2 separate regions of the Homo sapiens genome follow, and region 2 is linked to region 1. Evidence: read pairs that join two places in POLR2A ChIA-PET (ENCODE). Cell type or tissue: PC-9. All regions are shown on one strand. Links, peaks and the distances in the headings refer to the core of each region. The heading gives the core; the rest is flanking DNA.

Region 1 (17,168 bases), core at 3,960-11,959:
GGCCAAAAAGAATTTCTTTAAAACCCTAGTGTTATGTGGTAACTAATCTAGTTGTGGAAAGGCAAAAAGAAAGTTTGACAAACTTTGCTTCTAAATATTTCAACATAATTTCAGCACTTCACAGGGCTGAGGTGGGAAGATCACTTGAGCCCAGGAGTTTGAGACCAGCCTGGGCAATATGGCGAAAACCTGTCTCTACAAAAAAAAAAAAAAAATTAGCTCGGCATGGTGGCATGTGCCTGTGGTCCCAGCTGCTCAGGAGGCTGAGGTGCGGGGATCACTTGAGCCTGGGAAGTCAAGGCTACAGTAAGCCGTGATCATGCCACTGCACTTCAGCATGGGTGAAAGAGTAAGACACTAGATAGATAGATAGATAGATAGATAGATAGATAGATAGATAGATAGAATTTATTTATTTCAAGGTGGCCAGGTGTGATGGCTGACTTCTGTAACCCAGCACTTTGGGAGGCCAAGGTGAGAGAATTGCTTGAGCCCAGTTTAAGTTTAGCCTCCCGGCACATAGTGGGTCTGCATCTCTACAAAAAATAAAAACAAAAAAAATCAGCTTGGTGTGGTTGTGCACACCTGTATAGTCCCCACTACTTGCGAGGCTGAAGTAGGAGGATTGCTTGAGCCCAGGAAGTCAAGGCTGCAGTGAGCCATGATTGTGCCATTGCACTCCAGCCTGGGTGTCAGAGTGAGACCCTGTCTCAAAAAAATATATGTATGTATTTCTGTATTTCAAGGCATTGTTTTTTTTTTCTTTTTTTTTTTTTTAGACAGAGTTTCACTCGTTGCCCAGGTTGTAGTGCAAGGCGCCATCTCGGCTCACCGCAACCTCCACCTCCCGGGTTCAAGCGATTCTCCTGCCTTAGCCTCCCAAGTAGCTGGGATTACAGGCATGCACCTGTAATGCCTGGCTAATTTTTGTATTTTTAGTAGAGATGGGGTTTCTCCATGTTGGTCAGGCTGGTCTCAAACTCCCAACCTCAGGTGATCTGCCCGCCTCGGCCTCCCAAAATGCTGGGATTACAGGCATGAGTCACCACACCCAACCCTCAAGGCATTTTTGTAAGCACAGTGGAGCACTGTTAAGGATTAGCAACCAGATCACTGATACTAGCATGTTGTCAACACCCCATGCATGTAACAGTGGCCAGAGCCATTCTTGGAGATGACCTAGAATCAGGAGTGAAATTTAGGACCTTGTGATATTGCACATTTTATCAGAAAACACAAGTTTGGCCGGGCGTGGTGGCTCATGCTGGCGCAGGAGGATTGCTTGACCACAGGAGTTTGAGAGCAGCCTGGGCAACATGGTGAAACCTCATCTCTACAAAAAGTACAAAAATTAGGCCAGGCGCAGTGGTTCACCCCTGTAATCCCAGCACTTTGGGAGGCCGAGGTGGGCGGATCACACGGTCAGGAGATAGAGACCATTCTGGCCAACAAGCTGAAACCCCATCTCCACTAAAAAATACAAAAATTAGCTTGGCTTGGCAGCGTGTGCCTATAATCCCAGTTACTCAGGAGGCTGAGGCAGGAGAATCGCTTGAACCTGGGAGGTAGAAGTTGCAGTGAGCCGAGATCGCCAATGAACTCCAGCCTGGCGACAGAGCTAGACTCTGTCTCAAAAAAAAAAATTAGCTGGGTGTGGGCATGGTGGCATGTGCCTATAGTCCCAGCAACCTGGAAGGCTAAGGTGGGAGGATCACTCTCCTGAGTCCAGGAGTTCAAGGCTGCCATGAGCCATGATCATACCACTACTGCACTCCAGCCTAGGAGTGAGAGTGAGATCCTATCTCAAAAAAAAAAAAAAAAGAAAAAGAAAAAAAAGAAAATACAAATTTATAGGGGGCAAGGGTGGCATGCTGGTATTAGGTCAACTTCAGGTAATGAAATCAACCTGGCTGAGATACCAGGAGCCTGAGCTGTGTACCAGAGAAGCCTTTGGAAACAGTTTAACAGGTTGTTAATGAACTTTTGTACAAGGAATTAAATGAGGCACTCATGGAGATACAGAATAAGACATGGCCCTCGCCCTCCAGAGACTCACTGCTTACACTGGGGCTCACATCTCCTGTAGGCTTCTCAGAGCCAAACTTAACTTTGTCCCCTACCCCACCACCACATGAAACCTGCTCTTCACCTTGAATGCTCTGTCAGTTCATGGTATTATTACCATGATAGACTGAATCACAGCCCCAGGAATCCCTGGAACCTGTGAATATTTTACCATTTGTGGTAAAGGAGACTTTGCCCGTGTGATTAAGTTAAGGCTGTTGAGATGGGGGATTAGCCTGGATTATCCAGGTGGGTCCACTATAATCACAAGGGTCCTTATAAGAGGAATGGCAAGAGAATCAGAGTCAGAGCTTAGAAATGTTAGGCTGCTGTGATTTGAGGAAGCCTAAAGAAAAATTTTATTTCAAAATAGAGAAATCTTAGGCTTCTGGCTTTGCCGCTGCAGGTGGGGCCATGAACCAGGGAATGCAGGTGGCCTCTGAAAGCTGGAAAAGGCAAGGAAATGGATTCTTCTCTAGAACCTCCAGACAGGAGGAACTCAGCCCTGCCCACACCTTCAGTTTAGGATTTTTGACCCCTGGAACTGTAATATAATAAATTCGTGGGCTTTTTTTTTTCTTTTTTTTTGAGACAGTCTCACTGGAGTGCAGTGGGCATGATCACAGCTCACTGCAGCCTCAACCTCCCAGGCTCAAGCAATCCTCCCACTTCAAGTAACTAGAACTATAGGCTCAGGAGGTACGCACCACTCTGCCCAGCTAATTTTTGTATTTTTTGTAGAAACAGGGTTTCATTATGTTGCCTAGGCTGGTCTCGACCTCCTGAGCTCAAGGGATCCTCCCGCCTTAGCCTCTCAAAGTGCTGGAATTACAGGCGTTGAGCCACCACACCTGGCCAAATTCGTGTTGTTTTAAGGCACTAAGTTTGTGATAACTTGTTATAGCAACAATAGGAAACTAACACAACAGCATGTTAAGAAGCCAGGGATCTTTGGATTTTGTTGTTGTAAGCCACAGAAACTGGCTCAGACTAACAAGAAAGCAGGAATTTATTAGGGGAGATCCAGGTAGCTCACAGACTGGACACGTGGCTAGAAACCGAGGCTTGGAACCAAGATGAGAGCCCAGGAACTCTAGCATCCAGGTAGCAGGAATTCCCCAGCTGTCTCATCTGGGCACCTCAGCTGGAATAGGTTAGCTCTAATCTTTTTTCTCTCCTTGGATCGTTCACCTCAAGATTGCAGACCCTGGGAGGAGAGTGTGAATGGCCTTGTGCCATTCTGGGTCATGTGCCTGCCCTTGGCTAGAGGAAGACAGAGCACCCAATTTACAGCCCCATGTAGACTGCCTTGTGGAGGGATGGGCTGATTCTCCAAAAGGAAAGCAGCTGCTGTTAGGAAAAAGGCAAAGCGTGATGGGTGGCCCCTGCACCCCATCACCCTGGAGTCTCCCGTTCCAGTCTCCCATTCCCCGGCCTGTCTTTCTGGGCTCTTCAGTACCCCACATTCTCCAGCCACACTGGACGACCAGACATTTCCTAACACTGAGCACACTCAGGTCTCAGTGCTATCCTGTACCCTGCCTTGCCCTTGATCCCCAAAAATTCTCAAACGTGTTAGCAAATTCCACCTTGGTAAATTCTTTCCTGACTGCCACTTTCCTCGAATCTTTCATGTGCACAGCTCATAAAGTTTCTACTGCATGTTCTAGGTATTCGTGTACCTGCCTGTCTCTGTCTCTATCACCTAGTGGAGTGTTCTTGGAGGGTGGACATGAGGTCTTCCTTACCTTGGGTCCCCAGAGTTTCACACATAAAGGACTCAATGAGTTAAATCCTGTGGCATTTCCCATCATTGTCCTTTCTCCTCCCACCATTCTAATACTAGTCCTCTTCTAATCAAGACCTATAACCTCTGTCTTAGACTTTGAGCAAAGCATGGTCCTGGTTGCCTGTGGACCATACACCACATCTGACAGCATCACGTATGACCCCCTGCTTGACCTGATTGCTGTCATCAACCATGACCGGCCAGATGTCTGCATCCTGGTAAGAGGCACCAGTGGGAAAGCTGAGGAGTCAGCCTTGGAAAATGGCTTTAATGAAGTTCTAAATTTTTAGGAAGCATGTCAGTCCCTCCTCCTTTTAGAAAATATCTTTTCATTCTTAATCTACATCTTTGGAGAGGTATATATATCTATGGGCCTTTGCTAGATTTAAAAGCCCAACTTTGGCCGGGCGCAGTGGCTCACGCCTGTAATCCTAACACTTTGGGAGGCCGAGATGTGTGGATCACTTGAGGGCAGGAGTTCTAAGCCAGCCTGGCCAACATGGTGAAACCCCATCTCTACTAAAAATACAAAAAAATTAGCTGGGCATGGTGGCAGGCACCTGTAATCCCAGCTACTTGGGAGGCTAAGGCAGGAGAATTGCTTGAACCTGGGAAGCAGAGGTTGCAGTGAGCTGAGATTGCACCACTGCCCTCCAGCCTGGGCAACAGAGTCAGACTCCATCTCAAAAAATAAAAATAAAAGCCCAACTTTTTTTTTCCACCCTTCGTTGATTTTACAGTATTCTTACTTCTTTCTCATTACTCCAACTTCTGAACTAATCTCTTTTTAAAGCTCAAAATACTATTATTAGTATGGTGATCAATTTACCTTGCTAGATTTAGAAAGTCAGAAAACCCAGTGTGCATTTTTATTGTTCGTTTGTTTTTTGTTTTTTTTTTTTTTTTTGGGACAGAGTTTCACTCTGTCACCTAGGCTGGAGTGCTGTGGTGCGATCTCGGCTCACTATAGCCTCCACCTCCTGGGCTCAAGTGAGCCTCCCCTATCCTCCCTGAGTCTTCCGAATAGCTTGGACTACAGGCACACGCCACCATGCCCAACTAATTTTTGTATTTTTTTGTAGAGAGAGGGTTTCACCATATTGCCCAGGCTAGTCTTGAACTCCTGGGCTCAGGCAATCTGCCCACCTCAGCTTCCCAAAGTGCTAGGATTACAGATGTGAGCCCAGTGTTATAGTGGTTATGGGGCTCTGGGAGCCTCCCTCCATCTGGGGCAAACGTGTTTCTGCCTGTGAAATTGGCTTGGCGCCCCGCCAGCCCATCTGCTAACTGTCCCCAGGCTCTACAGGCAGCCTTGGAGGGACAGATGAGCCCTCCACAGAGAACTGCCAGAGGAGGTATCTGAAGTCATTCACAGACACAAGTGATTCTGATTTGTTCTTTTGGTGTCTTTGTTTCTCCCCTTGCAGTTTGGCCCTTTCCTGGATGCTAAGCATGAACAGGTGGAGGTGAGTGGGCTGGGGTGGGAAGGGGTCCTGGGTACTTGAATCCAGTCAGGCTCTCACTTTTCATTTTTTAGTGTTTATCCCACATCTGTAACAAACACATTAAGTCCTGTGGCTAATCAGAAAATCATTTTAGCAGAGCACTTTATTAATAAAGATCTGGAATCCAAGGGCCTCCTTTCACCAGAATACAAGGCTGTCTGGAAGCTGGGGGAGGGACATATAAGTCCTAATGTTCCTTTGTTTGTGATGCCTGCTGCTAAGGCACAAGAGCACTAGCACAAATGCAGGTGTCTGGCAGTCATGGGCTGCCCTGTGAAAGAACCTGTCCTGGCCAATACCCCAAGCTTATAACTCATCTTGCTGTCCTTTGCATAAAACACGAATGGTCCTTCCTGGGACATCTCCATGGCTGAGGTCTGGGACCTCCAATCCTTCGTCTCACGATACTTTACCTTCCATGGAAAATATTTCAAAGTACTCTTTCTTTTAGTCTCTCTCAGATTGCATTCAAGAGGGTTAATTCCCACATCTCTTCTCCTCCCTTCGACTAGACTTAGCTCCTTAAGACAAAGACCATGTCTTTTTCATCTTTGCGTCTCCTTCAGCTCCTAGCCCAACAGCTGACTTCTATGGGTCACCTAACAATGTTAAACAAGTGAATAAACACCAAACATCTGCCGTCTAAATCTGTCTCCTTTCCTTTCTTGCAGAATTGTCTACTGACAAGTCCATTTGAAGACATTTTCAAGCAGTGTCTACGAACAATTATTGAAGGCACAAGAAGGTCAGATTTCAAAATACTGGACAGAACCTTAAGCTTCTTAGGTTTCTCCAGAGCTTCCCATTAAGAAACTGAAACTGCTTAAAAGTCGTGGCAGGGCCAGGCTCAGTGGATCACACCTGTAATCCCAGCACTTTGGGAGGCCGAGGCGGGCACATCACCTGAGGTCAGGAGTTTGAGACCAGCCTGGCCAATATGGTAAAACTCTGTCTGTACTAAAAATACAGAATTAGCCAGGCGTGGCGGTGGGCACCTGTAATCCCAGCTACTTGGGAGGCTGAGGCAGGAGAATCACTTGAACCTGGGAGGCAGAGGTTGCAGTGAGCCAAGATCGTGCCGTTGCACTCCAGCCTAGGCAAAAAGAGCGCAACTCCATCTCAAAAAAAAAAAAAAAAAAAAGCTGGGCGTGGTGGCTCACGCACTTTGGGAGGCCAAAGCAGGCGGATCACCTGAGGTCAGGAGTTCAAGACCAGCCTGATCAATATGGTGAAACCCTATCTCTACTAAAATTACAAAATTAGCTGGGCGTGGTGGCACATGCCTGTAATCCCAACTACTGCGGAGGCTGAGGCAGGAGAATCTCTTGAACCCAGGAGGCAGATGTTGCAGTGAGCCGAGACCACACCATTGCACTCCAGCCTGGGCAACAAGAACAAAACTCCTTTTCCAAAAAAAAATCATGGCAGTTCCTATTCTTTCCTTCCTTTTGAACTACCGAGATCAGCTAGAACCCTTGAACTTCAAGTGCAAGTTAAGAGGCATCTCTGTAAAACACAAAGATAAACATACTTGACAAGGCTGCATCGGCTCTCACTCTTTGGTTGCTCTTTCTCTTCTATACTTAGTTCCTTTTCTCACTCCCTTTTGTATAAACTAATATTCCACGGGAATCTTCCCAGGATGGTTTTGAGAAGTGTTTGATGACTTACGCAGTGAAATCCTGTGAGACCCCAAACATCTTGTTGTGTAAGTGATTGTATTGGGTAAGCCCAAGTTCCTCCCAAGTCAGTGCTTCCCCAGGGTGCGTGGGAAGCTGCCAGTGGCTACAGCTGGTGGTGATAGAAACTCTCAGTGAGGGTGGGGCCTTGAATCCTTGCCATAGACCAAACGGAAGGAACTGTGAGAGGTTACAGCAGTGATGAGAGAGCTGTGCAGTTCTCATTTGAGAGGAAAGTCACTGTTCCAGGAAGAGGCTAAAGCCGGAAGTGGAAAGTTATTCAGAAATCTGACATCCTCCATTCCTGTCCCTTTTCCCCAGTGCCAGGGTTTGAAAGAAGTTGGTATAGGTGGTAGATCTCCTCACAAGATCTGCATGCTTGTAGCTGAGCTAATAAAATACAAATATTCCTGAGGCTAAGCATTTAAAAACGAGTCTGTCACAAAGGTGGTTTTTAAAATAAGATGTCTAACCTTCCGCCTTTTAGCCATGAGAACTGATCCCAGAATCAATAAGTTGTAACATTACCTTCTTGTACCAGCAGTGTGGGCCAGGATGGTAGATGTCACAGCTGGAATAAAGAACATCCCCCAACTCACCCCAGAATCAGAGACTTGGGTTGTGCCAGTGACAACCATGTCTGGTTCTGCCCTTTCCTCCCCTGCCTCCCTCAGATGAAGGTGATGCAGGTGCCTTCCCTCTTCCCCAGATTTGCTGTGATCCTGGTCAAGTTCATCAGGCCTGGAGAGTGGTTGGAACTCCTCAGGAGATAGACCCCCAAAACACAGGAGCAGGGCTGTGTTCTTTTGTCAGCCCTTGGGGATAGGCAGGGACTGTGTTGTAGTGCCCTAACACTGGCTGGGTGCTTTCAGTTTGAGGTCGGGTTCTGTTTTTGGTTCCTTACCCCGTGTGGTATTGACAGCAGTGATAGAAATAAAGCACAGATGAGGCATTGTCACACTGGGGATGAGAGCCCAGCACCACCAGGCACTTTCATCTATGGCCAGTGTGTGCCACAGGGCAGGGGGAGCTGCCCCACCCTTCTAGAAACAGTATATAAACAGTTCTTGGGCAGAGAATTTCTTTGTATTCCTGAGAGGTCAGAAATGCAGAGCATTAAGCTGAGTCATCATTAGTAAAAGTCAGAGCCAGGCTAAGCACGGGGCTCACGCCTATAATCCCAGCACTTTAGGAGACTGAGGCGGGCAGATCACTTGAGGTCAGGAATTCAAGACCAACCTGGCCAACACGGCGAAACCCCATCTCTACTAAAAATACAAAAATTAGCCAGATGTGGTGGTGGGTGCTTGTAGTCTCAGCTACTCGGGAGGCTGAGGCAGAATTGCTTGAACCCAGGAGGTAGAGGTTGCAATGAGCCGAGATCGCACCACTGCACTCCAGCCTGGGCGACACAGCAAGACTCCATCTCAGAAAAAGAAAAAGAGCCAGTGAGAAAGCACCTCAGAGAAAGCGAGCAGAGCCCGCGGTTCTCGTCCTGTTTGCGGGAGCAGCTGGAGGACCCTCCCGCTGTGACGTACGAGGTTGTGCAATGCTGAGCATAGTTGGGATGTTTTTCTGATCCCTCCTTCTATAGGCGCTTTCTAACCATGAGCAGGAAGGCTATTTCCTCCTTAACTATTGCCCTTCCAAAGCCTACACTGAAACAGGGCAATTTTGTCCCTTGAGAGCAGCCAGCTGCACCTCAGTCCTTTGTGTTTATCACAGATGTCAAGCCCTTGAGATGTGGAGCACAGATTGTCCCATTCAAGTTACCCTGTGGCCTGTTTACCAGACCCTGGCACCCAAATGGTGGACTGGATCACCCTAGTGAGCTTCTCAGTGTCAAAGGGACAATAATGAATATGCAAACACCTTTGGTCTCAGGATTCTGATTTTCTGTTATAGACATCTCAGTTCACACTCTGAGAGGACACCACAAACAGTGATAAGGGTGACAGCTGTCACCAGCACCTTTATCACATGTGAAAGTGTATGTATGCCTGAGAAGTCCACATGTTTTAAGCAAGAGACAGAGATGGAAGTGAGAGCTATTGGTGGATTTTAAACATGCCCGCAAAGTAATACCTTATGCCTATTTGATTTATAAACGGCCCCTCTGCCAAGGTCATCTTAAGGGAACCAAGGAAACGGGGCTTTCTTCCTCTTTTGTGTGGCTGGGAAAAATAAATAGTTGGCCCCCAGAGTTACAACTTTCTTCTTCACTTGTATGTTGTAACCCTAGAGATTCTCCTGCTCCATCAAAGGAAACATCTGCTGTCATCTGTGCTTTTACTGTTGCTGTTAAATATTTCTTTCATTTTTGCATGACAACCTGCTGAGAAATAGAAACTCAGGGCATTATTTCCATGTGTGAGAGGGGAGGGATGCGATGGCTCAGGGAGAGGCCGCTTGGGCTTTTCTGCCTCCCACTGGAAATGTCTGTGTCTCGGTTGTCCAGTAATTATGGCCCAGTGTTCAGTCAGTCAGAGGGTTTCAGCTGGATCTTCTAAATACGAAGCCAGGCCAGGTGTGGTGGCTCACACATGTAATCCCAACACTTTGGGAGGCCAAGGTCGGTGGATCACTTGAGGCCAGGAGTTTGAGACCAGCTTGGCCAACATGGTGAAACCCTATCTGTACTAAAAATACAAAAATTAGGTGGGTGTGGTGGTGTGCACCTGTAGTTGTAGCTACTCGGGAGGCTGAGACACAAGTATCACTTGAACCCAGGAGATGAGGTTGCAGTGAGCCCACATCATGCCACTGCACTCCGGCCTGGGCGACAGAGTGAGGCTCTGTCTCAAAAAAAAAAAAAAAAAAAGCAGTCTCAGGGTCTTTTTAGTATGCCTGCCTTCTCCCTAGGAAAAATGCCCCAGCTCCATGCACCCTACCAAGGTGTGGCAGGGACACTGTTTACTGCCTGCAGGCTACACCTGCTTAGAAGGTGTAATGAGTCCAAGCTGTGGTTTAAACTCTGGCTCTGAGGCTGTGATTCTTTATTCACATCCTTGTCTTTCTAGACTTTCTAGATCTCCATTTCTTTGCCCCTTTTTCTGCCAAAAAATAGTCTCCATCCTCTCAGTAGAAAGCCACACAGAGCAACAAGAAAGTGTCCCAGGCAATCGGAGCCTGTCCAGATGGATGGGTGTGAAGTAGAACAAACTGTCCTTTACTCCCAGTGTCCCATGGGAAACAGCGTCTCTGTTCATAACAGAGTGCAGTTCTGAGCTGCCTCCCTCGGGGTGGGCTCTGCCTCCAGCCTGAGGCATCCCACCTGTTGCGCAGCTGTTCTAACTCAACTGCACTCACTTTTCTCACTCTTCTGTTTGTTCTTTTGCCATACTAGCTCCGGCTCCCACCTTGTCTTTGTCCCGTCATTGAGAGATGTGCACCATGAGCCTGTGTACCCCCAGCCGCCTTTCAGCTACTCCGATCTGTCTCGAGAGGACAAAAAGGTAGCAGCACCCACTCCTTGACCAGCAGGCAGCCAGAATCCAGCATGCCTCTGCCACTAGCTCTGGCCCTGAAGGGGAGGGTGGAGAGGCCTCTTTAGGGTGTGCGTACAGCCTGAATCTTAAACTCCTTTTTTTAAACAGGCAAATGTGTCCAAAAGCTTGATGTATGTTGGTTTGGTCCCCCTTTCCGTGGTCTCCCCAGCCCTCAGACAACCCCCACTTTCATGGGAAGATGTTTCTAGCTTTGGCATACAAATGTTTGTTTCAATCCGTTCTCATTTTAGCAAGTACAGTTTGTGTCCGAGCCCTGCAGCCTCTCCATAAACGGAGTGATCTTCGGCTTGACATCCACAGATCTGCTTTTCCACCTGGGGGCCGAGGAGATCAGTAGGTAAGAAGTGTGTTCCAGGCCCCAAGCAGGATGACTGGCTTTCTGGTCCCAGCCCTTTCTGCAGCCAAGAAAATCAAGGGGCTGCTTAACGGTCTTGACCAGAGAGAGCTGAAAGCAGCAAGCTGTGCCAGACCCTCTAGCCATCTGAGTTTCTCTGTACCCAAGGGGAGGGGTTGGATGCATTAGTTTCTGTTACCACCTCTCTAAACTGCGTTTGAGACCCCAAAGAACCACGTCCATTCTGTCTTTGCACTTAAAGGCATCAAAATTCATCTACATTTTCTTTTCTGCTCCCCTTTTTTTTCATTTCCCAAATTTGTGACCTGAAAACAAATGTGGACATCCTGTTTGTGGAGGATAAACTGGGAATTTTCTCTGAAGGATTTTCTTCACTACCAGTACAACATCCAGCTCTGCAGAGAATCAGGCCCTGACAAATTTGTTGAGTTGAAGTTGGGCAGCTCCGTTCTGCCGTCATCCTTGATGGGAAGGGGCATGTGAAGCGACTCGCGTGTGAAGCGAGACGGGTGCGGCTCCTTGGCTGAGGTTTGAGATTCAGGTCAGCCTGGCTACACACCCGCCTCATGATGGTGCCAACTTTGCATCCTCTTGCACAGTACGGTGCTGGCTAATGGCCTTCCTTGATCTTGATTATGAGGGATTCCTGTGCTTTCCCTTCTCAACCTGGTGTCCTGCGTCCCTCCTCATGTGGGGACAGACTGAGCTCCTTGTGGGTGGGTCTTTAAACTTCCCCAGAGGCATCCTCCTCTTGTTGCTGTGCCTTGGCCATTTACCTTCTCTCTGGTTTATTAAATTCTCCAGTCCTCCCTGAAGAGAAATGGGCTGAAAAACAGAGTTCTGTTTTCATGCTTTCTTTTCTTTCCCAGTTCTTCCGGAACTTCAGACAGATTCAGCCGAATACTCAAGCACATCTTGACCCAGAGGAGGTGAGCTTGCCGCTGGGACCCCTGACTGTGGAGAGAGTGCCTTGGGGTCATGGAGCTATGACAAGCATGACTGTAAGAGCCTTCACCAGGCTACCAGCAGGGAACTTTACCCTGTGATGACAAGCCTGCATTCTGCCCCACACACACAGAGAAAAAGTCGGTCTGTGGATGCCAGCAGCACGAAAGCCAGTACCTAGGGGGACTCTGTCTGAGAAGGGGGCCCCCCGGTCAGCTAGTGCTGACAATTTCTCTCTGTCTCTGTAGCTACTACCCACTCTACCCGCCCCAAGAAGACATGGCCATTGACTATGAGTCGTTCTATGTTTACGCACAGCTGCCTGTCACCCCAGATGTCCTCATCATCCCGTCAGAGCTGAGGTACTTCGTGAAGGTAGGTTTGAACTCTGCTTTTTCCCAGAAACACCAGAACCCAGTCTTTGACTTTCCCTTCTAGACCACCCGGCACTCACCCCTCATGGGTCAGCTGATGGGGATGGGGCCTCTAGCACCCTGCCCTGTGGCCTTGTTTCTTTGGGGAGGTGGTGGGACCAGAAAACAAACAACTCTGTCAGTAAAATGCTTGAGTAAACAGTGTCCTCTCCTCCCTCCCCAAGAGAACGAGAGCCCAGATGACTAGGAAGGCCCTCAAATGAGGGCTTTCACCAGGCCACATAGAGGTGACCTGGGGAAGATTTCATATGTACACTTGCCTGTCCTCTGCCTCCCAAATTCTGATATGACCTCCAAGTGGGCTCAGCTGGGAATACCTTGAAGAAGCTATTGGGTCATTTTGATCTCTGCCACCCTTTAGCCCTGCCTGCCTTGGAGTTAGGTCCCTTACAAGGAATCTGCCTAGACCAGTCCCCCTCTTGCCAAACAAGAGTTAGTTCAATCTCAAGAGGTTAAAAAAAAGTTTTTCACATGAGAAAGCAGTAAACAGCTAGATCAGGTTTGTCTCCAAGTTTAGGAGCTGATTGTCATTCTGCCAAGTCACCTCATTCTTCTGTTTGAAAGACTTAAAAGGAATTCAAAGCTTTCTAGTGACAAGTTAACATATGTGACTGAGGCCGGGCGCAGTGGTTGACAATTGTAATCCCAGCACTTTGGGAGGCCGAGGTGGGTGGATCACCTGAGGTCAGGAGTCTGAGACCAGCCTGGCCAACATGGTAAAACCCCATCTCTACTAAAAATACAAAAATTAGCCAGGCATGGTGGTGTGGGTGCCTGTAATCCAAGCTACCTGGGAGCCTGAGGCAGGAGAATCGCTGGAACCCGGGAGGTCGAGGCTGCAGTGAGCTGAGATCTCACCACTGCACTCCAGCCTGGGCAACAGAGCGAGACTCCATCTCAAAAAAAAAAAAAAAAAAAGTGACTGAAAATGTGTCTGGTGATTTGGTTGCCTTCGTTTCCATTTTCTAAAACCCTCTTTGGGGTCCAGCCATGTGATGGCACTTCTTTTTCACATTGGTTCCCAGTTAGTTGAGGCTCTCCAAACCTGTCACCTCTCCTCTCCTCCCCAGGATGTCCTCGGCTGTGTCTGTGTGAACCCTGGGCGCCTTACCAAAGGGCAGGTGGGAGGCACCTTCGCCCGACTCTACCTTAGGAGGCCGGCAGCGGACGGGGCAGAGAGGCAGAGCCCATGCATTGCTGTGCAGGTCGTCAGGATCTGAGGCTTCTGTCCTCTGCTGTTCTCTGCTGTGTGGGCCCTTAAAGTCTTAGCCAAGAGCCAAGACATAGCCCTGTGACAAGGTGAACAGTTGGGTGGGAAAGGAGAGAGGAGCCAGCCAGGGAGGGGCAGCTGCAGTGACCAGGCCCAGCAGGGAGGACTTGTGCAGCCGGGCCTGCCTCTGAGTGGTGCCTCTCCTGGAAGGAAGCTCTTGCTTCTCAGTCCATGCTCCGTGTCCAGAAGTAAGCCAGCTGTGGATCCCGCCCACTCAGAAAAGGCGAGAAGGCTTTGTGATTTTCTACATGAATCAAACACAGAAACAACTTTTGGAGAAATTAAATTCTGAGTGTGACTTCTGAGTTTGACCTTTCTTCTATTTTCTTTTATTTATTTATTTTGTTTTTAGACGGAGTCTCGATCTGTCGCCCAGGCTGGAGTGCAGTGGTGAGATCTCGGCTCACTGCAAGCTCTGCCGCCCGGGTTCATGCCATTCTCCTGCCTCAGCCTCCTGAGTAGCTGGGACTACAGGCACCCACCACCACGCCTGGCTAATTTTTTGTATTTTTAGTGGAGATGGGGTTTCACCATGTTAGCCAGGATGGTCTCGATCTCCTGACCTTGTGATCTGTCCGCCTCAGCCTCCCAAAGTGCTGGGATTACAGGCGTGAGCCACCGCGCCCGGCCCCTTTCTTCTATTTTCTTTATCCTGGTAGTAGACAAAGAATGTTGCCTATTTGACCTATGTCCAGAGAAGGCAGAGTGTCAGTCACACTGGGTTTCTATCCAGCCCCAGTCCTGTCCAGTGGGTAACTCTCAGCCCCACTCCTCATCCCCCAAAGGCCCCAGTGACCTCTATGCTGCAGAGGTGCACTGGGTGGGCCCTAGAGCTGGGCTGCAGAGCAAGCAACTGGCTGCATGCCTGGGCCTCCCTGCGCAGTTCCTCACATGCATGCTGTGGTCCCAGCCTGACCTCTCCATCTGGAGGGGGCCGCCTCGCTGGGCTGTTCCAAAGCTGGAGTCCTGGTGGCAGCTGCTTTGCCAAGTCGCGCAGTAGCCAGGGCTTGCCTGCAGCCCAGAACACTCAGACAGGGTCAGGCCTTCCAGGGTTCACAGCACGTCCCATGCCCCTATGTCCTGGCATCTGGGGAAAAGCTGTCACTGGCCAGACGTGGAGTGGCTTCCTGCCCTAAGCTGGCAGGCTGTCCTGCCTCACATGCCAGAGCCAAGACCGGCAAACCCCAGCTGTCAGGGCAGGGAAGTGGGCAAGGGGGCAGCAAGCTGCTGGTGTCTATGCCTTGACTCCGAGATAAATAGATGACCTAACAGTGGCCAACTTTTGCCTCTCACCTTTCTGACGGTGAAATGGAATCGAGCCCCAGACCTGACCAGGGTACAGTAAAAGGTCTTCCTTTAAACACAAGGAGCAGCTGTTTTATTTCATTAGTTTTATAGGCACCTCCTCTGAGGCCAAGAATTAGAAACTCATCCCTGCGTGGGGAGTGGATTTTTCCGTTCTCCCCCAGCTCCTCCACACATGAAGCAGCCAGCTGTGTTCCACGGGGGCACCATGACTTGTCAGCCTCCGGATGTGGAATTTTGGGAGCCCAGGCAATGGTTGCCTGGATACCAGTCGTGTGACTGTTGGAAATGATCTGGGAGGGCCGGGAGGGCCGGAGCAGGCATTTAAGAGTCAGACAAAGAGAAAGCGGGATGCTAACACCAGAGCAGACAGGTCTGGCAGGCGTGCCTCTGCCACCAGACAGTTCCTTTTTGCTCTTGTCAGGAAGGTGCCAAGTGACTGCTGGCTGACCGTCCCTAGACCCCACTTCAGCTGTGTCACCAGTTTCCCCAGGCATCTGTCATCCCAGGTATTCTCAAGCAGGCTCTGGGGGCGTGTCAGTGACGGAGGGTGGGAGGGTGCCCAGGAGGTCAGGCCCGTCTGCCTCAGCCCCCTTTGGTGGCCTCTCCCTGATCTGGTCATGGCCCCTGCCCTTGAGACACCAACTAGACGGTCCTGAAGAAATAGTCCCGAGCTCTTGCCAGGATTTGCCTCCCATGCCCATGCCCTTGCCCTGCCTCTGCCCTGGCAGAAGGAGCCGCCCTCCCTTACCCGCCTCGTGGCTTCCCTTTAGGGTTCCAGTCTCTGAGAGGGAGAGGGAGAGCTGCTGAGGGAACAGAAGCCACTCCTAGTTGCTGTTCCTGGGAACCCAAGTGGGTGCCAAGAATGCAGCGAGGGAATTAGGGCCTCGAGGGGCACCCAAGGTTGGGGGCCGGCAGGGCCATGGCGCGGATCCTCCATCCAGCTCTGCCTTCTGCAGCCACTGGGGCTTGGGGTTTCCTTTCCTTTGACCTCAGGGCACCCGGCCCAGCTCAACCTGGCCTTGCTGCTTCACTACTGCTGGGAGTAGCCATCTGCGCTGATTTCTCACTCCACCAACCCCACCCCGACAGAGTCTCACTCTGTCGTCCGGGCTGGAGTGCAGTGGCGCGATCTCGGCTCACTGCAACCTCCACCTCCCAGGTTCAAGCGATTCTCCTGCCTCAACCTCCCGAGTAGCTGAGATTACAGGCGCCTGCCACCACGCCCAGCTAATTTTTGTATTTTCAGTAGAGACGGGGTTTCGCCATCTTGGCCAGACTGGTCTCAAACTCCTGACCTCAAGTGATCCACCCGCCTCAGCATCCTAGAGTGCTGGGATTACAGGCGTGAGCCACCATGCCCATTTTAAAGTGTATGATTCAGTGGTTTTTAGTATGTTCATGGTGTTGTGCAGGCCTCGCCACCATCTAATTCCAGAGTATTTTCATCACCCCAAAGGAAACCCTGCACCCATTAGCAGTCTAATCCCATCCCCTGGCAATCATTAATCTAATTTCTTTTCTGTAGATTTGCCTATTTTGGGCATTTTGTATAAATGGAATCATACAATACATCCTCTTTTTTTTTGAGACAGAGTTTTGCTCTTGTCACCCAGGCTGGAGTGCAGTAGCGCAATCTCGGCTCACTGCAACCTCTGCCTCCCGGGTTCGATGGATTATCCTGCCTCAGCCTCCTGAGTAGCTGGGATTACAGGTGCCTGCCACCACACCTGGCTGATTTTTATATTTTTAGTAAAGACAGGGTTTTGCCATATTGGCCAGGCTGGTCTCAAACTCCTGACCTCAGGGTTCAGCCTCCTGAGTAGCTGAGATTACAGGTGTGTCTAGAACTCCTGACCTCAGGTGATCCACTCGCCTCGGCCTCCCAAAGTGTTGGGATTACAGGCATGAGACACCGTGCCTGGCCCATGCTCTTTTCTGTCAGGTTTTGTTTGTTTGTTTTTTTGTTTGTTTCTGAGACAGAGTCTCACTCTGTCACTCAGGCTGGAGTGCAGTGGCACGATCTCTGCTCACTGCAACCTCCACCTTCCGGGTTCAAACGATTCTCCTGCCTCAGCCTCCTGTGTAGCTGGGATTACAGGCACCCGCCACCGTGCCAACTGATTTTTGTATTTTTAGTAGAGACAGGGTTTCACCATGTTGCCCAGGCTGGTCTCGAACCACTGACCTCAAGTGATCCGCCCACCTCGGCTTCCCAGAGTGTTGGGATTACAGGCGTAAGCCACTGCACCCGGCCTGTCAGGTTTGTTTCACTTAGCATGATGTTTTCAAGGTTTGTCCCTGCAGCAGCAT
Region 2 (14,316 bases), core at 5,893-13,892, 540 kb after region 1:
CGCGGCTCCCGCAGGCACAGCGCCCGCCCCGGCGAGCACCAGTGCATCACCCCGGTGACGTGGGTCACCTGCCCTGATGCGTTATTCCGCCGCTTGATGAAGAAACCAGCATTTAGGAAAACACAGAGGCGCACATTAGCGTGCACGAAATCGCCCGAGGGAGCTGAGAGCTGGCGAGGTCACGAGTGCCGGGCTCCGGGCGGGGGGTGGGGCAGGGCGGCGGGGCAAGGCCGGGGCGGGAGCGGCGATCCGAGGCCGGGTCAGCAGCGCCCCCTCCTGGAACGCCGGGAGCGCCGCGCGCGCGGATGCCGCTCTCCTTCCAGCCTGGCGCGCCGCTGCCCCCTATCGGACAAACGCTTTGACCGTTGGCTAAAGCAAGTATCAGACGTCAGCCCCTCCAGGTGGCAAGCACGCCTGGCCAAGCCTCAGTTTCCACATCTCTCAAATGGGAGCGATGGCAACACTATCTACCCTTGCACACCTCAGAGGGTGACCAGGAGCAAATGAAGGAAGCACCGCTCTTTCTTCCTGGGCCGGCCTCGCTGCTTAGGCCCCAGCAAAATCCAGGTCGCCTCCCCGAGGTCATCTTTGTCCCCCGTGTCTGAACTGGGAGCACAGTTATAAAACCAGTCATGTTGTTCTGAGAGTGGCGTCTCTCTTCCAGTAGCTTCGATAACTCCACAAATGTATTTAACATAATTTTCAAAACATTTTTTCTTATAAGCATGTATCATAATTTAGTTTTCCGGCAATTATCCATTCACTGTCTAAATCCCCCACCACACTGTGAGTCCTGGGGATGCAGGGACCTCCCTGTCACTGTCATTGTTGTGTCTCCAGAATCTGCCTAGCACAGTGCCTCCCACACAGTAGGTGCTCAATAAATTGCTGTTGGAAAAATACATGGATGAAGCCTAGGAGCTGGAGGCTAGGCAGAAACAGAAAGGACAAAGTCAGATACGGGGGGAAATCCTATTTCCAGAATGGTATCTCAAGTGACTATTAAAAATGCGGCGCCGGGCGCGGTGGCTCACGCCTGTAATCCCAGCACTTTGGGAAGCCGAGGCGGGCGGATCACGAGGTCAGGAGATCGAGACCATCCTGGCTAACATGGTGAAACCCCGTCTCTACTAAAAATACAAAAAAAATTAGCCGGGCGTGGTGGCGGGCGCCTGTAGTCCCAGCTACTCGGGAGGCTGACTGCAGGAGAATGGTGTGAACCTGGGAGGCGGAGCTTGCAGTGAGCCGAGATCGCGCCCCTGGACTCCAGCCTGGGCTACAGAGCGAGACTCCGTCTCAAAAAAAATAAAAATATAAATATAAATAAATAAATAAATAAATAAATAAATAAATAAATAAATAAAAATTAAAATGAGGCCAAAGGCCGGGTGCAGTGGCTCATTCCTGTAATCCTAGCACTTTGGGAGGCCGAGGTAGGTGAATCACTTGAGGCCAGGAGTTCCAGACCAGTGGGGCCAACATGGTAAAACCCTGTCTCTACTAAAAATAGAAAAAAATTAACTGGGCGTGGTGGTGTGCACCTGTAATCCCAGCTACTGAGGAGACTGAGGCATAAGACTCTCTTAACCCTGGGAGGCAGAGGTTGCAGTGAGCCGAGATTGCACCACTGTCCTACCTGGTGACAGAGTGAGACTCTGTGTCAAAAAATAAAAATAAAAAAGGCCAGGCACAGTGACTCACGCCTGTAATACCAGCACTGGAGGAAGCCAAGGTAGGAGGATCACTTAGGCCCAGGAGTTCAAGACCAGCCTGGGCAACAAGATGAAACCACGGCTCTGCAAAAAATACAAAAATTAGCCAGGCACTGTGGCGTATGTCTATAGTTTCAGCTATTTGGGAGGCTGAGGTGGGAGGATTGCTTGAGCCCAGCAGGTGGAAGCCGCAGGGAACCATGATCACACCACCGCATTCCAGCCTGAGCAACAGAGTGAGATCCTGTCTCTAAATAATAATAATAATTAATAAAATAAAATAAAATAAAAATGAAAGGCCAGGCACAGTGGTGAGTGCCTATAATCCCAGCTACTCAGGAGACTGAGGTTGGAGGATCACTTGAGCCCAGGTGTTCTAATCCAGCTTGGGCAATGTAGGGAGACACCATCTCTATTTTAAAAAGAAAAGAAAGAAAAGGTGGGGATGATGAAAAAGGTTTTTAAATAGAAAGCGGTGGTGGTTGCACAACATTGTGAATGCACCAAATGCCACTGAATTGTAGGCTATAAAATGATTAATTATATGTTATATGCATTTCACCTCAATAAAAAAAATGAAAGGGCAGAATTGTAATATAATCATTATGATCATTCCTGCTTTAGACACTGCAAATACTTGATGAAGTCAACATAAAGAGAATAACTTTTATAGAGTGTTCTACAGTTGACATAAATGTTTTCATATAAATGATTTCATTTGTCCCTCCCAACAAGCCCATTAATTTGCAGACGAGGAAAACAGGATTGCAGATCAGTGGCTTCCTTCCAACAGGTAGGGCACACTCCCCCTCGGGGGCTCTGCCCTTGAGGCTCCCCGCTATGAAAAGACTTCCTCCAAACCACAGCTTCCCCCTCCCCTCTTGCTGGGCTCTGCTTCAAGGGTCACCAGAAGGGCCTTCCTCAAAGAGCGGCCCTCCTCCCCATCGTCATTCTCTCTCCCTTACCCTGCTTGAGTTTTTCTTTAAAATTCTTAGGACATATTATATTGACATTATTTCTTTTTGTCTCCTTCCACAACAATGTAAGCACCAAGAGAACAGTGCTATTTGTCAGTTTTGTTCTCTGTTATAATCCTGACATCTGGAATGGTACCTGACAAATAATAGGTGCTTAATAAATATTGTTAAATGAATGCATTTGTTAAAGGAATAATAACTTTACCATGAACTTGGCCAGATCTTTTGAGGATCCAAGGCTTTTTAGGTCACACCACAAAAACAAAATTACAATATGATGGAGATAAAATACCAGTTGTGAGAGGCCTGTAACAAAGCGCTACCCAGTTCACTGATTATTACCTGCGTGTGCTCCACTTATCCCCCAGGGAGGCACCTGTCTGTTGTATCCCTGGCTCCCAGCATGGTGCTGGACACCTAGTATTAGGCACTGATCTGCATCAGTAAGAAACAATGGATTCTGAGCAACACAAACAAGAACAGAACTGGCTACAGTGCACATCCCGGTCCCACCCTAAGTGTGCATATGGCAGGGAACGGGGAGTCTCTGAGGACCAGAGGAAGGAGGACACGCAGGACAGGGGCCAGAGTCCAGGGAGCAGCAGAGCATGGCCTTCTGAGCCCCACGTGATTTGTGTAGAAATAGCTCCCGAGACCAAGCTGATCTGCCATGTAAACCTCGCACGATTACTTCCTGTTCCCAGGGGAGAACTTGCAGGGCTAGCCTCTCGTGAGTGGGGTCAGCATGGTCTGACAGGATGGATGACCCCTGTGCTATGGACAGTGAGCCTCTGAGGGGCAGGGGCCACTCCATAATACTGTCCAGTGGCCTCTGAGAAATTCCTGGCCAGCACTGGCCGCCTTCCTCCAGTTCCTGAGCCAGGCAGCCAGGTGTGATGGAAAGTTGTCAGGTGTAACTCAAAGAACATAGATTAAGAGTCTAGAGGCCGAGCGCAGTGGCTCACACCTGTAACCCCAGCACTTTGGGAGGCCAAGGCAGGTGGATCACCTGAGGTCAGGAGTTTGAGACAAGCCTGGACAACATGGTGAAACCCCATCTCTACTAAAAATACAAAAATTAGCCGGGCATGGTGGCAGACACCTGTATTCCCAGCTACTTGGGAGGCTGAGGCAGGAGAATTGCTTGAACCCGGGAGGTGGAGGTTGCAGTGAGCTGAGATCAAGCCACTGCATTCCAGCCTGGGTGACAGAGCGAGACTCTGGCTAAAAAAAAAAAAAAAAAAAAAGCAAGAAAAGAAAAGAAAAAGAGTCGACTCCTGCACTTTGCTGGCAGCTCTGCTTCCTGCACCTGTTTGAACCTGTATCTCTAAGGGCAGTATACAGATTGCAAACAAAAACTCACACAAGCATGAAATGTGGTCATTTGCCCAACCTGACCATGGGCACGGAGAATTATTGTTATACTTTAAATGGAACATAATATTTAATACAGATAAATACCTGTTTGCCAGTGTGGACCTCACATTTGAACGTTATGGTACAGAAACATGTTTTCACCCTTTAATCATAAAAGTTTATTAAAATGTTCTTTTTTTTTTTGAGACCGAATTTCACTCTTGTCACCCAGGCTGGAGCACAAAGGTGCAATCTTGGCTCACTGCAACCTCCGCTTCCTGGGTTCAAGTGATTCTCCTGCCTTGGCCTCCTAAGTAGCTGGAATTACAGGCACCCGCCACCATGCCTGGCTAAGTTTTGTATTTTTAATAGAGATGGGGTTTCACCATGTTGGCCAGGCTGGTCTTGAAAAAATGTTCTGAAAGTGAAGTTTGTTTCTTTCCTTCTTTCCTTCCTTTCTTCCTTCCTTCCTTTTTTCCTTTTTTTTTTTTTCATGGTCTCGCTCTGTCACCCAGGCTGGAGCATAGTAGCACAATCTCGGCTCACTGCAACCTCCACCTCCCGGGCTCAAGTGATCCTCCCACACCAGCTTCCCGAGTAGCTGGGACTACAGGCGTGGTTCACCAGGACCCTCTAATTTTTGTATATTTTGCAGAGACGCGGTTTTGCCATTTACCTAGGCTGCTCTCAAACTCCTGGACTCGAGCAATCTGCACACCTCGGTGTCCTAAAGTGCTGGGATTATAGGTGTGAGCCACTGCACCCAGACTCTGAAACTGAATTTCTATAGAAAACTCCAAGCTTTGTAAACTGTGGTCCACACCCCCATAAACATGCACAGGTGCGCGCGTGTGCACACACACACACACACACACACAATCTTCCCCCACAGCTTCCTTATCATATGTCCAAAGTACGCAGCTCAAAATTCAAACAAATTATTTATTACAAAACAAATTTTAAAAAATCACAACGTGATTCGCATACTGGCAATAGGCTGTTACTTGCCATTTGCCAGGGTATGATTTGTATTTTGTTTTAATTTATGCTGGTTTCAGGAACTATGGCCATTTGCCTTTTTCCTGCACTACCCGTGCGCCTCCTGTGGGCACTCAGCATGGGGGGGCATGTAGTTTTTCTCACTTCCCGCAGCACGTTTTTATCTTATATTGCCTACAATTCAGAAAAGGTATTTAGCCATCAGTGGAGGCCTGGGCTTGGCGTGCATTCAATGCACAAACACAGCCTGGCTTCAAAGCCAAGCTGAGTGGCACACCTCGTGACAGAACAGCAGAAAGGCAGACCCAGGTGCCTGCGGAGGTGGCAGGGACCCCAGGCAGGCCAGTGGGGCCTGGCCAACAGGGGGGCACAGGCCCCAGCTGAAGGAAACAGAGAGAGGCAACTCCAGTTCCTATATGGGCCCAGTGTGGCCAGATCTTCTCATTTTCCAAGAAAAGCCAGAAACTCACTCTTTAATGTGAATCTCTGCATTTTAAAAAGGTACCAATTAATTCTAAACATGGTCTTAAAATATTCTTTGGGGCAAACATAACACATCTATGGCCGATGTGGCATCAGAGCCACCTAACTGTGAGCTCTCCGGAGCAGAAGATGGTTCCAGCAGGCTTCTGGCCCGAATCCGCCATTCATTCACTGCTGACTAGGGTGGTCGCTTCACCTCCCAATCACATGGCACTGAAGACCCAGCCAGCTGGTAGAGCTACCACATAGGTCCAAAACCTCCTCACACCACCACTTACTACCAACACATACTAGCTATGTCGTTTCGATTGACCACTCTGACGGGCTTCAATGCCACCTATAAAATGTGGATAGTAATACAATTGCGGTTGTGGGATTAAGTGAGATAATGTGTGTAACACGCCTAATGCAGAGTAAGCATTTCACGTCAGCTACTGCTATCCATGCGCCTGGCGCCTCATTCCTCACCATCCATTCACATTAATCAGCCAATTCTGTTAAATGGGACTTTTAATACTCTCTCAAGTCTTGTTTTTATTCCTCCTCTCTCCGCTGTAATTCATAACCTCATCCTCTCTACCCTGAACTATTTATTTATTTTGTGTGTGTGTGTGTAAGAGTGTGTGTGTGTGTGTGTGTGTGTGTGTGTTTGAGATAGGGTCTTGCTCTGTCACCCAGGCTGGAGTGCAGTGGTGTGCGATCAAGGCTCACTACAGCCTCAATCTCCCAGGCTCAAGTGATCCTCCCACCTCAGCCTCCTGAGTAGCTTCAACTATTGGCATATGCCACCATGCCCAGCTAATTTTGTTTGTTTTTGTAGAGATGGGGTCTCACTCTGTTGCTCAGGCCAGTCTGGAACTCTTGGACTCAAGCAATCCTCCTGCCTCGGCCTCTCAAAGTGTTGGCATTTCAGGCTTGAGCCACCTTGCCAGGCCTGAACTACTTACCATAATGATCTAGTAATCACATCTCCACTTTACTGAGTGCCCGCACACCATGCTCCGGTGACTCCATCTCGAAGCCGGACTTCTCTATGTGAAGCACAGATCTGATGGCATCATCTTCCCTGTCACCTACAGAACAGAGTCGCAATTCCTTAATCCTGCCTTTGAGGCTCCCTCCCCAGTCTGGCCCTAGGCTCATATCCTGCTAGTTTCTTTAAGATTCTCTCTGCTCTGGGCTGGGCATGGTGGCTTACGCCTGTAATCTCAACACTTTGGGAGGCCAAGGCTCAGGTGGATCACCTGAGGTCAGCAGTTTGAGACGAGCCTGGCCAACGTGGTGAAACCCTGTCTCCACTAAAAATACAAGAATTAGCCAGGTGTGGTGGCACATGCCTGTAATCCCAGCTACCTGGGAGGCAGAGGCAGGAGAATTGCTTGAACCTGGGAGGTGGAGGCTGCAATAAGCCGAGATTGTGCCACTACATTCCAGCCTGGGTGACAGAGTGAGACCCTGTCTCAAAAAGAAAAAAAAAAAAGGCCAAGGCCAAGAGCCCGGTTTTACACATTTTTTGCATTCCCAGAGGGCACACGATAAGTGCTCACTGTTTGCTGAATGAATTAATTGGACCAACCAAGAATGCATTTTAACCAAAAGTTAATGTTACTTGTTTTTTTGTTTGTTTTGTTTTGTTTTGTTTTTTGTTTGAGATGGAGTCTCCCTCTGTCACCCAGGCTGGAGTGCAGTGGCATGATCTCTCCTCACTGCAACCTCCACCTCCCGAGCTCTATCAATTCTCCTGCCTCAGCCTCCTTAGTAGCTGGGATTACAGGTGCGCACCACCACATCTGGCTAATTTTTGTATTTTCAGTAGAGATGGAGTTTCACCATGTTGGCCAGGCTGTTCTCAAATGCCTGACCTCCAGTGATCTGCCCGCCTCAGCCTCCCAAAGTGCTAGGATTACAGGCATGAGCCACGGCACCCAACCAAAAGTTAATGTTACTTTAACACATTCTGTTACAAGAAACAAGGCTGGGACTATACAAAGAATAAAATTATAAAAATTTTAAAAATCGTCCATGCTTGGCCGGGCGTGGTGGCTCACGCCTGTAATCCCAACACTTTGGGAGGCCAAGGCAGGCGGATCACAAGGTCAGGAGATCGAGACCATTCTGGCTAACACAGTGAAACCCCATCTCTAATGAAAAATACAAAAAATTAGCTAGGCATGGTGGTGGGCGCCTGTAGTCCCAGCTACTTGGGAGGCTGAGGCAGGAGAATGGCGTGAACCCGGGAGGAGGAGCTTGCAGTGAGCCGAGATTGTGCCACTGCACTCCAGCCTGGGTGGCAGAGCGAGACTCCGTCTCACAAAAAAAAAAAAAAAATCATCTAGGCTTGAGCCCAGGAGTTTGAGACCAGCTTGGGCAACATAGTGAGACCCCCATCTCTGTTTTATATATATATATATATATATATATATATATATATATATATATATATATATATATATATACACACACACACACACACACACACACACACACACACACACACACACACGATATATATATATTTAAAATATATATATGTTATATACATATATAAATGTATACATATACATATAATTATACATACATATATGTATATATACTTAAATATACATATATATATATATATATATATATATATATATAAAAATCACTCAGGAGCCCTGGAATGTGTGTGTTTTGGTTAATTTTAGTAGAAAAGGGTATTACCTATGCAAAGCTCTAGCTACCTAGATAACTGAAAATATCTGCACTTATGAGGTAGTTGGCATTTGTCACGGTATCTTGGTCTTCATTTTTCTTTCTGTGGCCCTGGTGAAATGCGTCTGATATCTCAGGAGAAAATGCAATCCAAAGAACGATTGTGGTTGTCTGGTTCATCAGTTGTATACTGTGCGGTGCAATCTGAGAGATTTTCACAAAGCCGAAAACTGCCCAAGTATGACCTCGTGCCTGTGTAGGCCTCTTATAAAAGAGACAATTCCCCAACTCTCAGAGAGTTTCCAGAGGAGGCTAGGAGTGATGATCTCGGGATGGCAGAGATCTAGGAAAGAAAATAAACGTCATTGTTTTTTGACATTTATATATATATACACACACAATTATTATTATTATTTTTGGAGACAGAGTCTCACTCTGTCACTAAGGTTGGAGTGCAGTGGCGCGATCTCAGCTCACTGCAACCTCCACCTCCAGGATTCAAGTGATTCTTGTGCCTCAGCCTCCCAAGTAGCTGGGATTACAGGCGTGAGCCACCACATCTGGCTAATTTTTGTATTTTTAGTAGAGACGGGGTTTCACCATGTTGGCCAGGCTGGTCTTAAACTCTTGACCTCAGGTGATCCGCCCGCCTCGGCCTCCCAAAGTGCTGAGAGTACAGGTGTGAGCTACCGCACCCCACCAACATTTATATTCTTAAATACTTGCCACTGAAGCGCTCATCCAGTAAGTATGCGCCGAATGAATGGAGGGGTTGCTGCACAGCCTCATTCCCTACCCCCATTCAGGATCCCAGGCCTTGCTTTGGCAGGTGAGGAAGCCAAGGTTCAGGGCTTGTCTGGTAGGAATAGAGGAGGCCATTCAGCAGACAGAGCGGTTTCCAGCTCAGCTCTGGAGTCAGGCTGCCTGGACTCTGTGCCTGGCTCTGGCAGTGTCTACTGGGTAGAGTCGATAGAGTAATAGTTCCTATCTCAAAGAGCTATTGGACTAAATTATAGAGAACATGTAAAGTGCTTAGCATGGTGCTGATTAAATTACCCTGATTATTACAAGAATTCAGTAAATGTTAGCTATTATAATCATTTGTCAAGAAGATCCTACCATGAGGCTTGAGCCATCTATAGCTTATCTTTACAACTCTGCCCACTCCCTATTAATATCTCCACTTTATTGTCTAACAATGGGATCAGAGTTCCTAGAAAATGAAAGAGCAAGCTATCAGCTTCTGCCCAATAAAGAAGGAGAAATAGCGGAGCTGGGGAGAAGCAAACAGATCTCATACACAGAACGCCTGGTTGTGCAACTGGCTCAGCTTAGAAATAGATCTGGACTCTCAATGGCCATGCAGAAAGGAAGAAAACAAAGGCGCACATCTTCAGGCTGCTGAGGGAAACTCTATATCCAGAAAAACCTCAAGTACAAGTATGGAACAAAGACAGTTTCAGGCTTTTGAGGTTTCAAAAAATGTGACATTCTAAGAAACAGGGTAAATTATTATAGCAATTTCTCAATAGATATTAAATAGTACTGAGACTGATGAAGTCACTGAATATGATGGGTTGATTTATTCTGCAGACACATGCTGAGTGCTACTATGGGCTGGTTACACACTGGACTAGAGAGGGTAACCAGACTGACACATATTGCTGCCCTCATAGAGCTCATTTACATCCTAGTGAGGACAGATAGATGTAAACAGCTACAGTAGGAAAGTTCTGAGTCAGAAGGTGATGAACGTGATGGAGAAAGAGAAGCCAGGGCCTCTAGCCTCAACTTCCAGGAACTGGAACTACAGAACTACAGGAACTATAGCAGACAGATGAACGAACTACGGCTGGGCGTGGTGGCTCATGCCTGTAATCCCAGCACTTTGGGAGGCTGAGGCGGGCACATCACAAGGTCAGGAGTTCGAGACCAGCCTGGCCAACATGGAGAAACCTCGTCTCTACTAATAAATATAAAAATTAGCCGGGGATGGTGGCGGGCGCCTGTAGTCCCAGCTACTGGGGAGGCTGAGGCAGGAGAATGGCATGAACCCAGAAGGTGGAGCTTGCAGTGAGCCGAGATCGCGCCACTGCACTCCAGCCTGGGCAACAGTGTGAGACTCTGTCTCAAAAAAAATAATAATAATTACCAGCAACTGATGGCTTAAAACAATAGAGGTTTATTCTCTCACAGCTCTAGAGGTCAGATGCTAAAACCAAGGTGTTGGCGGAGGCCACACTCTCTACAGAGACTCTGGGGAAGAATCCATTCTGTGCCTCTTCCAACTTCAGGCGACCATCGGCACTCCTTGACTCGTAGCTGCATAACTCCAGCCTGTGCCTGGGAGATCACACTGCCTCCTCCTCTCTGTGTGTCTGTTCTCCTTCTCTTCCTCTCTCTTACAAGGACACTTGTAATGGCATTTACGACCCACCTCTAAAGTGGGCCCTTCTCTCAAGATCTTTAACTTAATTACATCTTTTGCCATATTAAGGTAATATTCACAGGTTCCTGGGATTAGGAAGTGAATATATCTTTGGCGGACCACTTTTGTGCCTACCTTAAGGAGCAAGAAAAATGGGACAGTACTAGAGGGAAATGTAGGGTACAGAGAAGTTTTTTGTTTTTGTTTTTTAAGATGGGAAAAGTTGGCGGGGTGCAGTGGCTCATGTCGGTAATCTCAGCACTTTCGGGTAGAGGCAGGAGGATCGCTTGAGCCCAGAAGTTCAAGACCTGCCTGGGCAACATAGAGAGACCTCATCTCTACTTAAAAAAAAAAAAAAACTAGTCTCTTGTGGTGGTGTACACCTGTAGTCCCAGCTACTTGGGAGGCTGAGGAGATTGCTTCAGCCTAGAAGGTTGAGGCTGCAGTGAGCCATGATCATGCCACTGCACTCCAGCCTGAGTGACAGAGTGAGACCCTATTTCAAAAACAACAACAATGACAAAAAAAAAAAAAGTTTGGAGATGGAGTGGTAACCAACTTGGCAGAGTGGAGGCAGCTGGCACTTAAGTGCTTAAAGATAATAGAAACGAAAAGTTAACAGTTCACTCTACTTATCCCCAAAAAAGTTCAGGACATGGAGGGACCAGATAGCTCAGATGGAAGGAAAAAGGCATAGAGCTGAGAACAGAGAAATTATTTAGGAGTCTGTATATAAAGCAGTTAAGCTTACAAATCCCCTCCCCAACCTTTTTTAGCTGGGCACCAACTCCCATAGCACAGCAGAGGGTTTACTCTTTGGGGAAACTGAATCTGAGAAGCACCAACTCAGGGACACCAGGCACAGCTGAAGGTGGAGTGAGCACTGAGCTGAAAACAAGGGACTGGGTAAAAACATATGTACCAAGCGGTGGCTCCACAACCGTCTCCCCTGACCCTGCTGCTGTAACCTCTATAGCAGGGGCCATGCAGATATCCCCCAGACAGATTGGAGAATTCTCTGTAGAAACCAGACGGTCCCTTCAGTGAGATTTACAGATTCTGATATTTGGGTGTACCCAGTAAAATATCCTGCTTGCTTCAGTCGCCACAGAGTGAAGCCCATAGATCAACAAGCCCCAAATTGTGCTTCCAATTGCCTCTGCTTAATGCCTCATTCTTAAATATGGACAGCCGAAGATCAAACATTTGAGGAAAACTTCCAACAATACACACACAAAAAAAATGGAGCGGGGGGAAGCAGGGGAGGGGAACTCAGGGGAAACAATAAGAAAAGCAGAAGAAAACTTAAAAACTGGAAAAATCCTTGGAGAGCTAAGAGAACAGACTCATGAAACAAGAACAGAAATACTATATATAAAAAAAGAAGCACGGCCGGGCTCGGTGGCTCACGCCTGTAATCCCAGCACTTTGGGAGGCCAAGATGGGTGGATCACCTGAGGTCAGGAGTTCAAAACCAGCCTGACCAACATGGTGGAACCCCGTTTCTACTAAAAATACAAAAAATTAGCCGGGTGTGGTGATGCATTCCTGTAATCCCAGCTCATGCAGTGAGCACAGGAGGCTAAGTCAGGAGAATTGCTTGAACCGGGGAGGCGGAGGTTGCAGTGAGCCAAGATCACGCCATTACACTCCAGCCTGGGTGACAGAGCAAGACTCCAGACTCCATCTCAAAAAAAAAAAAAAAAGCAATCAATGAACAAGAGAGTTAAAATGTAAAATTTCAATAAGAAAGAAAGATACAGTTAATAAAGTTGAAAGTGGATCTCATGAAAATAGAGATGAGATTGGTGGTTACTGGAGGCCAGGAAGGGTGGAGGAAATAAAGACATGTTAATGAGTAGAAATGTACAGTTAGATGGAAGAAATGGGACCCAGTGTTCTATAGATCAGTAGGGTGACTGTAGTTAACAATAATCTATTGTACATTTCAAAATCACTAGAAGAGAATGATTCGAATGTTCCTGGCATAAAGAAAAGATAAATATTTAAGATGATGGATATCCCAATTGCCCTGATTTGATCTTTACACATTATATGAATGTATCAAAATATTACAGGTACCCCCAAAATACGTACATCTACTATACATCAATTGTTTTAAAGTTAATGAAATTGCCCAGAGAATACAATAAAAAGAGACGGGCAAAAGGAGAAAAAAAGATAACAGCTATAATTCAAGGTCTAACATCCTCTAGTAAGGCCAGAGAAAATGGGGTGAGGATACAGGTTGAGTTAGGGAGTGGTAGCAAACAGGTAATTTACATAGAAAAAAACACTATCTATAGAATTAAAAGAAAAGAACAAAAAGACTTATAAATAGCAATACTTGGAAGTTAGAAGATAGTGAGGGAATTAGCCAGGCATGGTGGCACATGTCTGTAATCCCAGCTACTTGGGAGGCTGAGACAGGAGAATCGCTTGAGCCTGGGAGGCAGAGGTTGCAGTGAGCCGAGATTGCGCCACTGCACACTCCAACCTGGGCAACAGAGCAAGACTGTCTCAAAAAAAAAAAAGAAAAAAGAAAAAGAAAGAAAGAAAGAAAGAAAAGAAAAGAAAAGAAAAGGAAATAATGAAGGACATACCAACAAACACAATCACCATTATGGCACGTGGCTTCTTATGTTTTTTCTCACTTCTTTCTTATCTCCTCTCTTGCTTTTGTCACTTGGGAGCCCTTCATTCTTCAGGCTCCTCTTTCAGAAATTTTGCCCACTTCAGTCTGCACCTTCTTCCACAACTCTCAAAATCTACCCTTTATCCTGCTGCAATTCTCCATCTCATAGACCCCATTTAGTGTCAGACTAAATCCTTCTAGCCCATCCTCCATCCTTTTCTCAAACATTTCCCTATGAGCTCCCAGTCACACCTTTTCTCCCAATATCCAAGTGTCCTCTGTCAACACATTACCAAGTCTTCTCTTTCTCCTCCATATGTTCCCACTTCCCTCTGAACCAGAGACTCCTCTTTGCTTCCTTTGATCCTGGCCTCCGCCTTCAGCCCCAGAAGCTCTTTTCCTCACTTCCACTCTCTTTTATTTTAGGCTCAGACTCTCTCCTTTCCTTTCTCAACTTTACCCCTTCAGTGTCAATAATGTTCTGTCTGGCTCTAATTTCTCCTCTGACTTTCAGTACTTCTCCTGTCTGCCTCTTTCCTTCTTTGGTGTCAATCCTTCATCTGCCTCATTCACTGGTACCTTCACCTATAATATCTTTTTTTTCCATAGAAACAGATTCATCAGTGATATCTTTCACTTCACTCAAGATGCCCCCCTCAACTCCCACTCCTTTCTCAGTCCCTTGTAGTTCCTCACTCCCTTTGACACTTTCAAAAGGAATTTCCATCTCATCATGAGTAAATGCCATCACTCTTTCATCGCCAGTAACTTCTACCACTTTTTCAATGTTCTTCTCATTTATGCTCCCCATTCTTGAACCCTCCAATTTCTCCCCGCTGGTCCCTAACTTCTCCTCACTAGATCTCAGCTTCTCCGCACTTGACCCCAGCTTCTCTCCACTCAACCTCAGCTTCTCTCTGCTTGATCTCAGCTTCTCTCCACTGGTTCCCAGCTTCTCTCTGCTTGATCTCAGCTTCTCTCCACTCAACCTCAGCTTCTCATCACTTGTTCCCAGCTTCTCTCCACTCAATCTCA

The links. ChIA-PET counts read pairs that join two places held together with the same protein. Peaks named below come from ENCODE experiments on the same cell type or tissue, not always from the same donor. Only the 100,000 strongest peaks of a DNase experiment are listed, where the experiment ranks them.
Region 2: POLR2A ChIA-PET joins it to region 1 with 9 read pairs; 2 of 35 experiments call an interaction of 5 or more read pairs at or near these places.

What each region holds. Positions count from the first base shown.
Region 1 is chr11:65,283,770-65,300,937 of GRCh38, forward strand. POLA2 (DNA polymerase alpha 2, accessory subunit) reads left to right here. Exons shown (of 18, transcript NM_002689.4): 11 at 3,947-4,071; 12 at 5,281-5,319; 13 at 6,030-6,103; 14 at 10,384-10,492; 15 at 10,777-10,883; 16 at 11,771-11,830; 17 at 12,095-12,221; 18 at 13,351-14,916. The coding sequence ends at 13,500. LOC105369344 (a long non-coding RNA gene) reads right to left here. Exons shown (of 3, transcript XR_007062727.1): 3 at 10,004-11,855. Among named protein-coding and RNA genes, the nearest start is that of CDC42EP2, 23 kb to the right of the region's middle. In PC-9, for the core only: no CTCF peak of the experiment used is centred there; DNase peaks (open chromatin) are centred at 7,112, 8,102 and 8,592; H3K4me3 peaks cover 1,827 bases; H3K27ac peaks cover 3,574 bases.
Region 2 is chr11:65,818,049-65,832,364 of GRCh38, forward strand. It overlaps LOC124902693, which reads right to left. Exons shown (of 7, transcript XM_047427980.1): 1 at 13,250-14,316; 2 at 8,228-8,561; 3 at 6,475-6,600. The coding sequence ends at 13,847. Among named protein-coding and RNA genes, the nearest start is that of SNX32, 8.8 kb to the right of the region's middle. RefSeq lists silencers at 1-423, 9,810-10,104. In PC-9, for the core only: no CTCF peak of the experiment used is centred there; no DNase peak of the experiment used is centred there; H3K27me3 peaks cover 3,401 bases.